3 separate regions of the Mus musculus genome follow, and all the other regions are linked to region 2. The links are chromatin loops, found by intact Hi-C in ENCODE. Cell type or tissue: gastrocnemius. All regions are shown on one strand. Region 1 has its middle 9.3 kb from the start of Tipin. Region 2 holds the start of Snapc5 (small nuclear RNA activating complex, polypeptide 5). Region 3 holds the start of Map2k1 (mitogen-activated protein kinase kinase 1).

Region 1 (5,000 bases), 93 kb after region 2:
TGCTTAAAATTTAGCTCCTGCCTAGCATGTTTGTACAGTCTCCAATCCCAGGTAAAGTCAAATCAAGGTCAACCTGGTCGATACAGTGTTTTCCAGACCAGCATGTGCTGCACATATACACATACAATCAAAACACTCATCCAAATTAAAAATTAAATAAATATTTCAAAATGAAAACAAACATTAACTAAAAAAATTTAAGTGCTTTTCTATTATATCCCTGGTGCATATAACTCAAGTTTAAAACTTAACTTTGGAGGAATACGCATGAATTTTTTTTTCTTTCTGGTTTTTCGAGACAGGGTTTCTCTGTGTAGCCCTGGCTGTCCTGGAACTCACTTTGTAGACCAGGCTGGCCTCGAACTCAGAAATCTGCCTGCCTCTGCCTCCCAAGTGCTGGAATTAAAGGTGTGCACCACCACTGCCCGGGTACTCATGAATTGTGATGTGTTTATAAAAAGATAAAGAGGGGAGGTATGTTCTATGGAGGTGTGGTGAGGTATGGGGAAGGGGATGCCTCTGCGGGCCCATGCCTCAGAAGGAGGCATCCCTTCCTTCTGAGGGACCAGCCACAGGACAGTATCATATAGAATAGAGTTTATTCAGGGCATAGAGAGGGGGTTATGAGGGTAGTAGAGGCAGAAAAAGGCAGAGAGAGTAGAAAGGTAGAAAAGTAGAAAAGTAGAGGCCAGCCATGGAGAGAGGGAGAAGGGAAGGGGGAGGGGGGAGGGGACAAAGCAGTAGCAAGAAGGAAAGAGCAAGAGACTAAGAGGGCAAGAGAGTGAGGAGGGGGCAAGCAGCCCCTTTTATAATGGGTCAGGCCTACCTAGTTGTTGCCAGGTAACTGTGGGATGGAGCTTAGACAGAATGCTAAAAAGTTGTGTGTTAGAGGACAGGTGATTCCTCTGGCCTGCCCTCAGGGACTTAGCAATTGCTTATGTCATGGCCTGCTACCTCCAGGTGGGACAGCAGGTGTGTGAAACTGGATAAAAGGACTGTCAGCCACCCCAGGCCCCAATATCTGTTTCTGGTATTCTTTCTCTGTCTGTCTCTGTGTCTTTGTCTCTGTCTCTCTCTCATGTGTGTGTGTGTGTATCTGTGTGTGTGTCTGTCTGTATCTCTCTCATCTGTCTGTCTGTATCTCTCTCCTCTGTGTGTGTGTGTGTCTGTCTGCTGTCTCTCCTCTGTGTGTCTGTCTCTCCTCTGTGTGTCTCCTCTCTCTCTCTCTCTCTCTCTCTCTGTAAATAGTGTGCTCTTGCTGAGAGAAGATGCTCTCCCCATCTACCTGCCTGTCCACCTGCCCACTCATCTGCCTCTCTCCTTCCCTGGTCCTCACTCCTTTCCCTTCCCCCAATAACCCTTTCACTCCAGATCTGGCACATGGCATCATTACTCAGTGGCACACCTTGGCATGGGCATGCCAAAGGTACCCCCCCCCAGCATTAAATTTCACAACCATGTTCAAATTTTGCTACATCCTGCAGGGCTGGAAACCTGACTGTGTCAACACAGAAGTGAAGAAATTGCAGACAATGGAAGAAACAACAGACACACAGGCTGGGGTCATGTGGGCTTTGCTTGCTGATGGAGGCCACCTACTACATGACTTGGAGGGGTTAGCTGGTCCCCAGGGGACGTCTCTGTAGTGCAGCTTCGCAGCCTCGGTGAAGAGGAACCTACTACAAGACTTTCTGTACCCTGGTTTTAGTGAAAGGTCAGTTGTTTCTCAGCACTTACCAGAGAAGGCTTTGCTCTTCCTGTGGGCTGAGAATAGTGCCCTTGTCAATGATAACATTCTCTCAGGGCTTCATCTGCTCCTCACACAGATTTGTGTACAACAGATACTCATTTCAGCATTCACACACACACACACACACACACACACACACACACAAAATGTGATTTTTCTTCACTTGAGAGGAACTGTAAGATGTTGACAGGCTGGGCTGCGGTTGTGCACGCCTTTGATCCCAGCATTCTGGAGGCAGAGGCAGGCAGATCTATCTCTGCAAGTTCTATGATCATTTCTGCTCGTCTGTTAAGCTATGTATCCTGCTGTATTAGTTTGTCCTCATTGACAGAGTCGGGGAGGAAGATCAGTCAGTAAAGTGCTTGCTGCACAAGAATGAGGACCTCGCTGGGTGGCTGCAGAGCACGCCTTTAATCCCAGCACTCGGGAGGCAGAGGCAGGTCAGGGCTAGCCTGGTCTACAGATTGAGTTCCCAAAAGAACAACAACAATTGAGGGCCGGAGTCTGGACCTCTGACTCCCATGGAGTAAATAAACAGATCCGTAAGTAGGTAGGTTTTGGACCTCAGTACCAAGGGACTGAGGTTTATTTTACATATCAAAGCAGACCTGGTTTCCGGGTTCTCCCAGCAACCCTCAGTCCCTACCTGGTATATCCTGCACCCACCTCTGAACTTTCCAAACTAGGGACTAGGCTGCCCTTCCCCCAGAGATTCTTCCCTATGTAATCCAGATAATTTGCGTGCTCCCTTACTCCCTCTCCCTCCTTCCTCCCCTCCCCCCCCTCTCTCTCTCTCTCTCTAAAGATTTATCTATTATATCTTAAGCACACTGTAGCTGACCTCAGACACACCAGATGAGGGCATCAGAAGAGGGCGGTTGTGAGCCACTATGTGGCCGCCGGGACCCGAACTCGCGACCTCTGGAAAAGCAGTCAGTGCTCTTAACCGCTGAGCCTTCTCTCTCTTTGAGCACTCCCTTTATCTCTTTCTCCCAACCCCCAATCACTATGGTGACTTCCGTGGCCTCCGTCCCTGGGGCCAGTGTACTCGCCTGAGAACAGCTTCCCAATAAACCTGTCTTTAATATATTCTAATCTGGTTTGACTTGGTTTATTTCACCGCCCGCTGAGAAAAAACTTATCAAGTAGATAGTGAGGTAGAGAGGTAGACAGACAGACAGACAGAATACTGAGACAGACGGATTGCCAGAGACAGAGGGATTGCTGGATTGGCCCACCAGTCTAGCTGAATGGTTGTGACTAGCTCGAAGGTATCCATCGCCCTCTTCTGGACTCCACTGACACTGCATTCAATGTCTGCCAATTCCTTTCTTTTACACACACACACACACACACACACACACACACACACACAATTAAAAATAAAATTTAAACATTTGTTTTCAAAACAGCTTCTCCATAAAGCCTCGACTGTCCAGGAACTCACTCTGTAGACCAGGCTGGCCTCGGAACTTAGAAATTCTGCTTCCCGAGTGCTGGAATTAAAGGTGTGTGCTACCAATACCAGCTAAAAATCTTTTAAACACAAAAGAGTGAGCCAGTGGTTGGCAGTGTGACTCAGTGGTGGAGCATTTGCCTAGCATTAATGAGGACAGGAATTGTGACCTTTCTGTAAAATAATATCCTACTCAGCAACCAATAATTATTAACATATACAACATGTGTGAATCTTAAAGTAACCAAGCAGAATGAAAGAAGCCACGCACCAAATAGGTTCTTATCATACAATTTCATTTATTAAACATTCTAAATGTTTAAAACCATCTCTTTCTGGGCATGGTGGTATATGCCTTTAATTCCGGCACTTGGGAAGCAGAGACAGGTGGATCTCTGTGAGTTGGAGGCCACCCTGGTCTACAAACAAGCCTCAGGTCTTATTATTGAAACTGGAAGAAGAGTCCAAGTTCAAGTTCTGAGGCCAAGACCACTATATAACCTCCCACTGAATTTGTAGGGATCCCAGGAGGGCCCCCAGTTTCCACAAGGGGACTGAGGTCACTTGCATCTGGCCTATGAGAAGGGGAACTCCTTTGATACAGTCGGCCCCTGTACCCTCCAGTGGGCACGGTTTCCAGCTGCAGGAACTGGAACTCTCTCCTTTTGCTGGCAACAATCCCAGAAAGAAACCCCTAGGCCCTACTGAGATGTCAAATTCACTTAAACTCCCCTCCCTCAGCCTTCTCTAGTTCTGAGCTCTCCATTCAGTGCAGACCCAAGGACTGGCAAATACCTTCTTTCTTTTACGTTTTTCTCTCTACTGCATTTAGTCGACAGAACCTCAACTCTGGTGTGACTTGGTCATCTTCTCAGATCCTGGCTTTCTCTTACAAACCTAACACGCCTCCACATCAACTCCTATGGGAGTGAACTGGCCCACTTTCCCATCAGACGCCACCTGCTCCATCTGTGACCTAGATCCTATTGCCTCTTGTCTTTTCAGGTCTTTGCTTCTTAAATTAACATATATATGAATACATACATATATATTGCATACATACACATGGTCAGAGGCAGTGCTGCATACAGTTGCACAACTAGAAATCAACTAGCAATTTTCCAAACACCTACCCATAAAAGGGATGTTAAATAAATTGTGGTGTAGTGTACAACCATGGACATTTTCTGAATAGCTAAATGCAACAAAGTGAAGGCACCACAGGACAAAATATGGAAAAGAAAAAGTGAGCCCAAACAGAAACCATACACCCTGGTGTTGTTGTTGTTGTTGTTGTTTTTGTTTTTCGAGACAGGGTTTCTCTGTGTAGCCTTGGCTGTCCTGGCATTCACCTTGTAGACCAGGCTGGCCTCGAACTCAGAAATCTGCCTGCCTCTGCCTCTCAAGTGTTGGAATTAAAGGAGTAAGCCACCACCACCCGGCTTGCTGTTTTTTTCTAAGGACAGAGGCAAGTGCTATCAGCTGTGTGGGGTGTGTTGGTGCATGTCTTCAGTTTCTGGTTCTCCTGGGGGTGGCAGGCAGAGGGAGGTCGAGCTCTGTGAGTTCCAGGCAAACCTGGTCTATATAGTAAGTTCCAGGACAGCCACATCTCCATAGTAAGACCCATGTAAAGAACATGAAACAAACAAAGGAACAAAAAAACAAAGCAAAACAGAAAGAAAAACCTCACCTCCCTTCCTCCCCAAATAAAACAACACAAAGTAGCAACAACAAAACACAAAGAAATCTGAGCTGGAGAGTAGCTCAGTGGTTAAAACCACTTGCTGCTCTTGC
Region 2 (5,000 bases):
CCTACGTGAGTGAGCTACGCCAGCCATGATGGCTTGAGCTTCTAAGTGCCCTAGGTAGCTTGAGGAGCCATAGAAGTTGTATTTCTCCTGTTGGGCATGCAGGCTTCCTGATTCTGCTTCCTCTTAAAGGTATTACTCTGCTTAATGTAAGCAAGCTGAACATTTTGAAACTGGCTCCTGGTGGGCATGTGGGCCGTTTCTGCATCTGGACGGAGAGTGCTTTCCGGAAGTTGGATGAGCTGTATGGCACTTGGCGGAAGGCTGCTTCCCTCAAGAGTAACTATAAGTGAGTTTTCCCTTATTTATTACACGTCAATGACTAATGTGTGCACTAACATCCTCCATAAGTTCTGCATTCACATTTTGTTTGCGTTTTCCATTGTTTGGATGTGCCTCACCTGTGATTATTAAATGAAGATGTAAAGGTTTATTCTGTATCTGGAGAGTTGAAACATTTAAATTAAAATTTGTACTGCTTTGTGTTCAGTTAGAGAATGAGACTTTGGACTTCTCTCTTCCTTCCCCCCAGCCTGCCCATGCACAAGATGATGAACACCGACCTTAGCAGAATCTTGAAAAGCCCAGAAATCCAAAGAGCCCTCCGAGCACCACGGTAGAGTTTTAAAACTTAAGGTCTAACACTTGATACGACCCCTTGACTATTAAAGGGATACATGTTGATTAATGAATGCTACCTCTTGATAGCAAGAAGATTCATCGCAGAGTCTTGAAGAAGAATCCACTGAAGAACCTGAGAATCATGTTGAAGCTGAACCCTTACGCCAAGACTATGCGCAGGAATACCATTCTTCGCCAGGCCAGAAATGTAAGTCAGTTTGGCGTGTCAATTTTTTTTTTTTATTAGATTGCCCCCTTCCAAGACAGGAACTTACTATGAAGACGCTGGCGCCCCCCCCCCCCCCAACCACACACACTTGTTTCTACCTCCCCAGGTACTGGGGTTAAAGATGTGAACCACGATGCGCTCATTGAAGATAAGATTCTTAATTTTCTATTTGTTTTTGTTGCAGCACAAACTTCGTGTGAAAAAGCTGGAAGCAGCAGCTACTGCACTGGCAACCAAATCCGAGAAGGTTGTTCCAGAGAAGGGGACTGCAGACAAGAAGCCAGCGGTAGGCAAGAAAGGAAAGAAGGTGGATGCCAAGAAGCAGAAGCCTGCAGGGAAAAAGGTGGTTGCCAAGAAACCAGCAGAGAAGAAGCCTACTACAGAAGAAAAGAAGCCAGCTGCATAAACTATTAAAAATTGTTAAATTCCAGAGAGCAAGTAGAGACCGCATATTTCAATAAATCAAACATGTGGTGACAAACCCTTGTGTGACTCTTAAATTGTGGATGTTTCCAAGCCCCTTGAAATTAACCTTTTGAAGAACAAGTGGCAAGATGTGAGACTTCATGGTCAAACTTAGGTCATCAGAATTATAGAACAAAATTTTTTAAATAAAATTTCATTCTCTAGGCTGCTTTGTTCCACATGGTAGTCTACTTTATAAACTGAACTTGGGATAAATAGCTAGGGGCCAAGTCCTATGAATAGTGTGTAGTTATGGTAGCCACTAGAGGGCCTATGATGGTAAAAGGGAATGGCGGGACCACCACAGCTATGGCCACTGTGTCTGTAGAGGTGCAGTGTTCTTTGTATGAATCAGTCTGATCATCCTAGAATTATCATCGTTTCCTCTTGCCTTGATGTTAAAACTGCTAGCAGATAATGATGAGCGTGGGTAAAAACACTCCCTGAGACAAGGCAGTTCCTAAAGGTTAGTAGCATTCCTGTCCTTACTAGGCTTAGGTATTTTGGGTATTTTGGTTCCTGCCTGCATAAGTAGCCTTTGCAGAGATTAAAGTCACTTGGAAAGTAGGTGACAGGGTGCTGAGATGAATGCTATCCTAAAGCCTGTGGGGCCAATTTACTGTGAGGGATTACCAAGGGACTGAAGAATCTCCATGCTCTTTGGGATTCCACTTTGTTTTCAGATCGTGGGAGCTAAGCCCCTACTGGCCCTTCAGAAAACAGCTACGAGAAAGTAAGCCCTCAGCCCGGCGCTGGTCTCCGCAGTCGGCGGTGACGTCATCACCGCGCGCCTAGTAGAAGGCAGCGCCCTAAGGAAGTGGAAGGGGATGTTGAGTCGACTGCAGGAGCTCCGCAAGGAGGAGGAAACCCTGCTGCGTCTAAAGGCGGCTCTACACGACCAACTGAACCGCCTCAAGGTGAGCGTACAGCTTTCCAGCTCTAGCCCCTCGGGACGTCGACGGAGCGCGGCGGTACAGCTCCAGGCCGCTAGGTGTTGAGCAGGTTTAGCTCCTGAGCCCGCATCTACCCCGACCCAGCACGCCGGCTCACGGGTTACTGCTGTTTATATGCACTAGAGGGGGCTTTAGTGTTGTCATGCTAGTACTGAATCTCAGACCCGCTTGAGGCGCGAATGAAGTCTGGGAAAGAAACTTGTCCGCTTGAGTTCCCAGTAACTCTTCTGGGAACAGAGAATGACTCGGATGCAGATTTAGGTGCGCTTTGATCACGTCCTAGACATAGGGGTAATTTGGTCCCTGTGAAATGATCATGGTAATCCCTGGTCAGCACTCATGGGCAAGATCTTTAAATGTAAGTGACATGAGGATTAGAGGAGCCCTTTATAAACTGAACTTGTATACTTGTGGTAAAAAAACGATATGCAGTTTTTCTCAGGGCATTTATAAACTGCCCACCCTTATTGCAACAGAACCTCTTACAAGTACATGATCGTGTGTTGAAGATGACCTCCCAAACGCAGTTACCCTGGTGCACCAGGAAACACGTGCATTTTTTAACATTCTGCCTTTACTTTCTCATTAATGAGTAGACAAGCTCAATCATAGGACATCCATCTGTGTCTGTGGAACCAGCTGTCTCCTGGGGTGAGGGAGGGGAGAAGTGGTCTCGCCTGTGTAACCCAAGCATGCTTTGAACCTAGTGTGTAGCTCAGGTTAGTTTTAAACTTATGATCCCCTTGCCTCCCACATTTCTAACCTTAGTGTAGTGGCACTTGCCTTTAATCCCAGCACTTTGGAGGCAGAAGCAAGTAGATATCTGTAAATTCAAGGCCAGCTTGGTCTACTGAGTTGTAGGACTGCCAGTGTTACAAAGAACCTCTTCATAGGGAAAGAAAGGGGTGAGGAGGTAAAGCTGCCCTCCCCTTCTAGAGCAGTTCAGGGATGCCAACCTATATGGCATCTAGTGGAATTCACTCACTATAGTAACCCAGCAGAATACTCAGTGAAATAAATATCTTTGACTTTTCTTTCCTAGGTTGAAGAATTAGCCCTTCAATCCATGATAAATTCTCGAGGAAGGACCGAGACACTGTCTTCTCAGCCTGCACCTGAACAGTTATGTGATGTAAGTTTAGTCAAGTACAGACTTCCAGAGAGAGTGTAGAGTCCCATTGTGCCCGAGCTCTTTGGGCAGGCAAATGCTGTATGGCACATTATTACCAAGTCCAAAGGACTCTGGGAAGTACCATTCAAATATTTGGGGGCCTGGGCGAATTTATTGTACACTGAACCTAGGACTTCATACAAGGTAAGCAAGTACGCTACCAGTGAGCTGCATCTCCAGCCCCTCATAATTTGTAGTTCAGTAATTAGCTAATCTATATTAATCATCCAGACAATAGCAAGTACGCTACCAGTGAGCTGCATCTCCAGCCCCTCATAATTTGTAGTTCAGTAATTAGCTAATCTATATTAATCATCCAGACAATAGCTTATCTTTTATACTTTGTCAAGTTTAGGCAGCCTCTACTCTTCTAGTGTACACCAATATGCCTCGCCTACCCAGGTCTCAGATTACTCCATCCTTTCCAGCTACTCAAAGGAACCCCAACAAGCTAGCAGTGGTTGTTGTGTGTTTGTGGTGGGGCTTCTGTTGAAGCAGTGTCTTTTGTACCCAGGCTAGCCACCGTATGTTCTTCTCTCCTCCTGGGATTACAGGCATGTGCACTCGTATCCTGTTTAGAAACTCTGCTCTCTTTAGGACTATGTCATGGTCGCTGCTCTGTTAAGTGTGGCTTCAAGTACAAAGCTAAGGATGAGGTGCAGGTATTACCCTACTCACGCTTACCAACTGCCTTCAACAGAGCCAATACAGTGTTCCTGAATATACCGTGCTTTGAGAATTCTTTATAAGCTATGTAGCCTACACAGTTACTTTACTGATGATTTCTAAAAGAGCATGGTAGGTAAGTTAAGATCATAGTAAACATGAAGGACTTATTCTCACCGCTTTCCAGGAATGGGAGAAACGAGAAAGAGGAAAGTCATAAAAAGATGAACCTAAAATTGAACTTTAAAGATATTTTTATAGGTGTGTGTGAATGCAAGTTCGTCTCCATTGAACATCAGACACCCTAGAGTTGGGGCTTGTAGCTATCCAGCATGGGTATTAGTACTCAAACTTGGATCTTTTTGGAAAAGAAACAAGTACTCTTTTGTTTGTTTTGTTTTTTCTAGACAGGGTTTCTCTGTATAGCCCTGGCTATCCTAAAACTCACTTTGTAGGCCAAGCTGGCCTCTGTCTCCTGAGTGCTGGGATTAGACGTGTGCACCACCATCACCTTGCAGGCAACAAGTACTTTAACTGCTAATCATTTCTCCAACTCATGATGAGATTTGATTTTAAAAAGAATTTGCTGGGCTGGCGAGATGGCTCTGTGGTTAAGAGTGCCGACTGCTCTTCCGAAGGTCCCGAGTTCAAATCCCAGCAACCACATGGTGGCTCACAACCATCCCTAATGAAATCTGATGCCCTCTTCTGGAGTGTCTGAAGACAGCTACAGTGTACTAACATATAATAAATAAATAAATATTTAAAAAAAAAAAGAATTTGCTGTTTTGAGGCTTAATTCTAATGCTGTTATTCTACAGTAATTCTAATGCTGTTATTTTGCACAGATGTCCCTACATGTAGACAACGAAGTGACAATAAATCAGACTACACTGAA
Region 3 (5,000 bases), 75 kb after region 2:
GAGCATACACCGGCTGGTCCGAGGTCCCTGGCACATATATAACAGAGAACTGCCTGGTCTGGTCTCAGGAGGAGAGAATGAGCTTAATCCTGGAAAGAGACTTAAGGTTCCAGGGAAGGGGGGGCACTCTCAGAGGCGAGGAGGAGGAATGTGATGAGGAACTGTGGGAGGGGAGACTGAAGGGGGCAACAACTGGAATGTAAATAAATAAAATAATAAAAAAATTTAAAAATAATATGATTAAAAAAAAAAAAAAAGCTTGTGCTAATTCTATGCCAGTCTGGGTTACACATATAGACCCTACCCATCCCACTCCATTGTCTCACAAAAATATTTGTCCTGAAAAGAGTTGCTGAAGAATACCTTACCTTGAAAGAGGGGAGGGGGACTTGCAGTCTGTTTTACAGGGGGTAAACTGCTGTACATACACACTGAACAAATGCTAATTATGCTGCTCAAAGACATATGTTACAAATCCAACGTCAAGGGCAATGTCAAGGACCTAAAGAAAAGATGTGTTTGAAGCAAGTCTTAATAATCTGGCTATGCTCACACAAATCCACCACTACCAGCCCTGCCATTGATACTACTGCAGGTATCAATGACAGTAACCATACCAACAGGTCCTGAGTTATTAAAATCTAGGGAAAGGAGGGAGGGGGGTTACAATAATCTCCAAAGGACAGAATGCCTGAAGCTACTTTCATTTTATCAGATACCTCTCAAGTCTCCTGACCTCAGGGAAAGATGAAGAAGAAACCCAACAGGTGGGCTCAGAAACCCACCTTATGAAATAAACTCTTATCTGTCTGTAAGCAACACTGGCCCCTGCAGATACCGAGCAACCTTTGGCTTTGTTTCCCTGGTCATCGTTCTTATGCCTCAAGTCAATTTCCGGCTCCCGGTCAACTAAGCAAAGCTGGGAGAATAACCGGTGAGGGGATGAACTGTTGCATGAACGGACAGATGAAGAGAGACTCCTCCCTCGAGCAAGGTACTTCTCAAGAAAAAGGCCACGGATGAGGGAGTCCCCAAAGTGAACCAGGGAAAAGCCATGGGGAAATCTGTGAACACACGCCCCCGCTGGCCAGGCGATCAACCGGCCACAAGGCCCCACAGGTGTCAGGCACCAAAAGTAAATGGGGCTCACCCATCCCAAGTCCACACTCAGACCCCGAGGAGGTCTCAAAGGTTAATGAGAAGCGACCTGAATTTGCTCTGCGTCTTGTTACAGGCCAGAATCCCAGAGTATGCCCTTTAGGCAATAGCTAGGGGGGGACGCATTAGGTTTCGTTTTCTTGGGCGAAGATTGATGTCGGTGGCCAGGGACGACAGACACTGTTGGGAAAGAGGGGGATCGGGACTTGTAGGGTGCACGGTCGATGTGAGTCAGGCACCCAATCAGTGCTTAGTCACTGATAGCCCGGCGGCCGGAGTTCCTCGCCCCCCGCCAGCCGGGCCGTACGTGACGAAGCCTCGCCTGGCGGTGGCGGCCTCCCGGCCACTCCCGGTACTCACTCGGCCGAGCTGGTCCCGTTAACCGCCGAGCCATCGGGGGCCGGGTTCAGCTGGATGGGCGTCGGCTTCTTCTTGGGCATCTTGCAGCCGGGAAAGAGCCTGCAACTCAGCAGGGAGCGCGCGGCCGCTTCTCGCTTCCTCCCTCGGCTCTGCCCAGAGTCGGGGCGGCTCGATCAACGCCGCGCTCCTGGGACCCTCCGCCCAACCCACGCGGAGAACCAGCTGCGCGCGCTCGCCGGCCGGGAACTCTCGCCTCAGCACACCGGTTCCTCGGGCTCGGACGGCTCCCTGCGCACTACCCACAGCTCAGCTACAGCCCCAGCTTGGAGAAAGTGCGGCCACCGCTGCTCCGGCGCTCCGAGACGCCGCGCACAGACGTCCCAGTGAGGGACTGGAGGGTGAGGGAGGGGCGGGGAAACGAGCAGGCCCCGCCCCCACGGGGGCTGCAGCGCTTCCCTCACGCCCGCCTGACTCCGCCCCCGTCGCTTCGCCGACAGCCAATGGGGACTAGCCTCAGAGGCAGATGACGCGGAAATACGTCACGGGAGGCGCGGCGCATTGGCTTGGGGCGGAGTTAAAGGGAGGCTTTCCGGGCGCCCTCTGCTGACCAGCGGTATCCAGGTGGCTGCTGTACGAGGTTCTTGCACGCAGGTCATCTTGCCTTTGAGTGGGGCTGCTTGGCCTATTTATCTCAACTCTTCTCCTCCCTTGGGCTGGGTCATTTTGACCCAGACAAAAGTACAAAATAAATAAGAAAAGGACCCCTTTTCGTGTCCTGAGGCCAAGCGGAATTGAGTAAGAGCAAACTAAATTGAACAAAAGCCAGGAGTGCACATTTTTAATTCCAGTACAAGAGGCAGAGGCAGGCTGATGTGTACGCATTCGAAGCCAGCTTGGTCTACACAGCCAGGGATACATTGTGAGACCCAGTCTCAAAATAAAAGAAAACTTGTCAAGAGACTCCTTAAACTAAACTGACATGATTTTTCTATTTTAATTCTACTAAAATGGAGGTACACAGCTGAGAACTCCGTGCTGCAGAGGTGGTAAATTAGTGAAGCCTATTTTGAGAGCAGATTGAAGTCTAATTAATGGGGTCAGCCGACCTAAATGTATCCAATCTCATATCCTCTTTTTCGTTTTCTAAGCCTTTTGGCAAAGTCAAGTTTGGAGTAGCCTGGACAGCTAGCGCAGAAGTTGAGGGTGTTTCTTGCTTTAACAGGACTCTAGTTGGGTTCCCTGCATTCGTGTTTGGGCAGCTCACAACCACCTGTAACTTCCAGCTGTAGTGGATACCATGCCTCTGGCCTCTGAGGGTACATGTACTCTTGTGTACATACCCAAACACACACAAACATCATTAAAAATAAAGTCAGGCACACACTTTTAATCCCAGCACTCGGTAGGCAGAAACAGGTGGAAATCCCTAGTTGGAGACTAACCTGGTCTACAGAGTGAGTTCCAAGACAGCCAGGACTACACAGAGAAACCCTGTCGTGAAAAACTAAAATGGCTGATGAGATGGCTCAGTGGGTAAGAGCACCCGACTGCTCTTCCAAAGGTCCTGAGTTCAAATCCCAGCAACCACATGGTGGCTCATAACCATCTGTAACGAGATCTGACTCCCTCTTCTGGAGTATCTGAAGACAGCTACAGTGTACTTACATATAATAAATGAATAATCTTAAAAAAAAGAAAAATTAAAATGATGATAATAATAAATCAGATAAATCTTTTTTTTTTAATCACCAGGACATAAATAGGTATTGAGGGGCATGCACTGACCAAACGGAGGCAGGAGGATCAGAAGGCTACCTAGCAAGTTCCTCCTCTACCTAGCAAGTTTCAGACCTAACCTGGGCCACATGAGACACTGTCTATCTTGCCCACCCCTTAAAGACTCTAGGTTTAGTCTACCAACTTCCCATTTAGTCTATCAGCATCAAGATAAACAAATATTGTTTTATCCTGTCTTTCTGTGATGGTTGTTGGAGCATAAGATGTGAATTTATCAAATAGCTCAATAGTTCATATTCAGAAAAAAAATGCAGTTTCAGGGGCTGGAGACATGGCTCAGTGATTAAGAGGACATGTTGCTCTTGCTGAGAGCCCAGGCTCATATCCAGCACCTGCATGATGGTTCCCAATTATCCACCACTCCAGTTCCAGGAGAGCCTGCATTCTCTGCTGACCCCCAAGGGCACCAGGCACACACATGGTGCACATATGTACATGCAGGCAAAACACAAATACATATAAAACAAAAATAAATTTCTGAAAATACACATTCCAGCTTCCTCTTTTGAAACCACTCAGACTTAAAGACACTAGGTATAAGGAACAGATAAGCATCTGCCCCGGGTGTTCCAGAGCCAGGTGTTACAGGAAACTCGAAGGTAAGGAGGCTGTTGAAAGCTGAGGCAAGAGACTTAACTTCCAGGCAGGGAGGAAGCCCGAAGGGGTATTTCTCATTGCCAAATACCTCCACCTCCAGATAGCAAGACATCCAGGTGGGGAAGGCCTAGCATTTTAGATGAAAGGTTGTTTATCTACAACATGGTTGGTCACATAACTAGGATGTTAAATATAACTGCATTACTCTCCTCTTAGCTGTAACAAAACGCCAACAAGAGGCACTTAAAGAAGGAAAGGATTATATTGGCTCATATCCATCATGGTAGGGAACCATGGTGGCCGGCACATAAGGCCACTGGTCCCAGCATCCAAAGTCAGGAAGCAAGAGAGATGGAAATAGTTTCCAGCCCTTGTTCTTCTTTTCAATTAGTTATGGATCCCAGCCCATGAAACAGTGTCACCTGTATTTAGTGTGGGTTTTCCCAATTGAATTAACCCTAGCTAGAGACTCCCTCATAGTCACACCCAGAGGCTTGTCCCCTAGACAACCCAAGGTCTTGTTAAATCAATCATATGAACCATGCCAACCACGTATACTGGTGACTCACTGTGAGAGAATGAAGACACAAATGTAATATGTAAGAAAATGTCTGTTCTAATGGAATGTGTCTATCAGTAAATTTAGCTTTTCTTTCTTTTTTAAATAAACCTTGTATCTGAAAGTTAAGACATATTATGAGGTAGATATAAATAGCAAAATGGTTACCATAGTTGAGAAAATTAATGCATTTATCTTTTCACAGAGTATGACAATAGCAGCTAAAATCTACTTACTCAGCAAAAACTCCACATCCAATTTTATCAATTTAGTCCCCATAGTAGATACTAGAGATCTACACTTAGCTGGATATGGTAGCCGACATCTGTAACCCCAACATTAAAGAGGGTGGAACCCGGGCTAAAGAAATGGCTCAGTGATTAAGAGCACTGACTCTTCTTCCTGAGGTTCGATTCCCAGCAACCACATGGTGGTTCACAACCATCTGCAATGGGATCCAATGCCCTCTTCTGGTGTGTCTGAAGACTGCTACACTGTACTCATATACATAAAATAAATAAAATCTTTA

The links. Hi-C counts contacts between places; a loop is a spot of excess contacts. Peaks named below come from ENCODE experiments on the same cell type or tissue, not always from the same donor. Only the 100,000 strongest peaks of a DNase experiment are listed, where the experiment ranks them.
Region 1: a loop joins it to region 2, with 2.6 times the contacts of the local background. A loop is called at or near these places in 18 of 42 quality-filtered maps.
Region 3: it touches region 2 in a loop (6-fold over the local background); 22 of 42 quality-filtered maps call a loop at or near these places.

Annotation. Positions count from the first base shown.
Region 1 is chr9:64,269,822-64,274,821 of GRCm38, forward strand. No RefSeq gene overlaps it. Among named protein-coding and RNA genes, the nearest start is that of Tipin, 9.3 kb to the right of the region's middle. In gastrocnemius, a CTCF peak has its summit at 3,029 (motif pointing left); DNase peaks (open chromatin) are centred at 3,033 and 4,134.
Region 2 is chr9:64,177,192-64,182,191 of GRCm38, forward strand. It overlaps Rpl4 (ribosomal protein L4), which reads left to right. Exons shown (of 10, transcript NM_024212.4): 7 at 130-286; 8 at 530-613; 9 at 706-826; 10 at 1,032-1,371. The coding sequence ends at 1,253. It overlaps Snapc5 (small nuclear RNA activating complex, polypeptide 5), which reads left to right and starts at 2,106. Exons shown (of 3, transcript NM_183316.2): 1 at 2,106-2,229; 2 at 3,308-3,397; 3 at 4,951-5,000. The coding sequence starts at 2,140. It overlaps LOC115487261 (a small nucleolar RNA gene), which reads left to right; the gene lies at 1-2. In gastrocnemius, CTCF peaks have their summits at 1,554 and 2,338; DNase peaks (open chromatin) are centred at 1,647 and 2,112; H3K4me3 peaks cover 1,606 bases; H3K27ac peaks cover 1,546 bases.
Region 3 is chr9:64,251,695-64,256,694 of GRCm38, forward strand. It overlaps Map2k1 (mitogen-activated protein kinase kinase 1), which reads right to left and starts at 1,911. Exons shown (of 11, transcript NM_008927.4): 1 at 1,519-1,911. The coding sequence starts at 1,598. In gastrocnemius, CTCF peaks have their summits at 1,082 and 2,130 (motif pointing left); DNase peaks (open chromatin) are centred at 1,128 and 2,032; H3K4me3 peaks cover 2,399 bases; H3K27ac peaks cover 2,465 bases.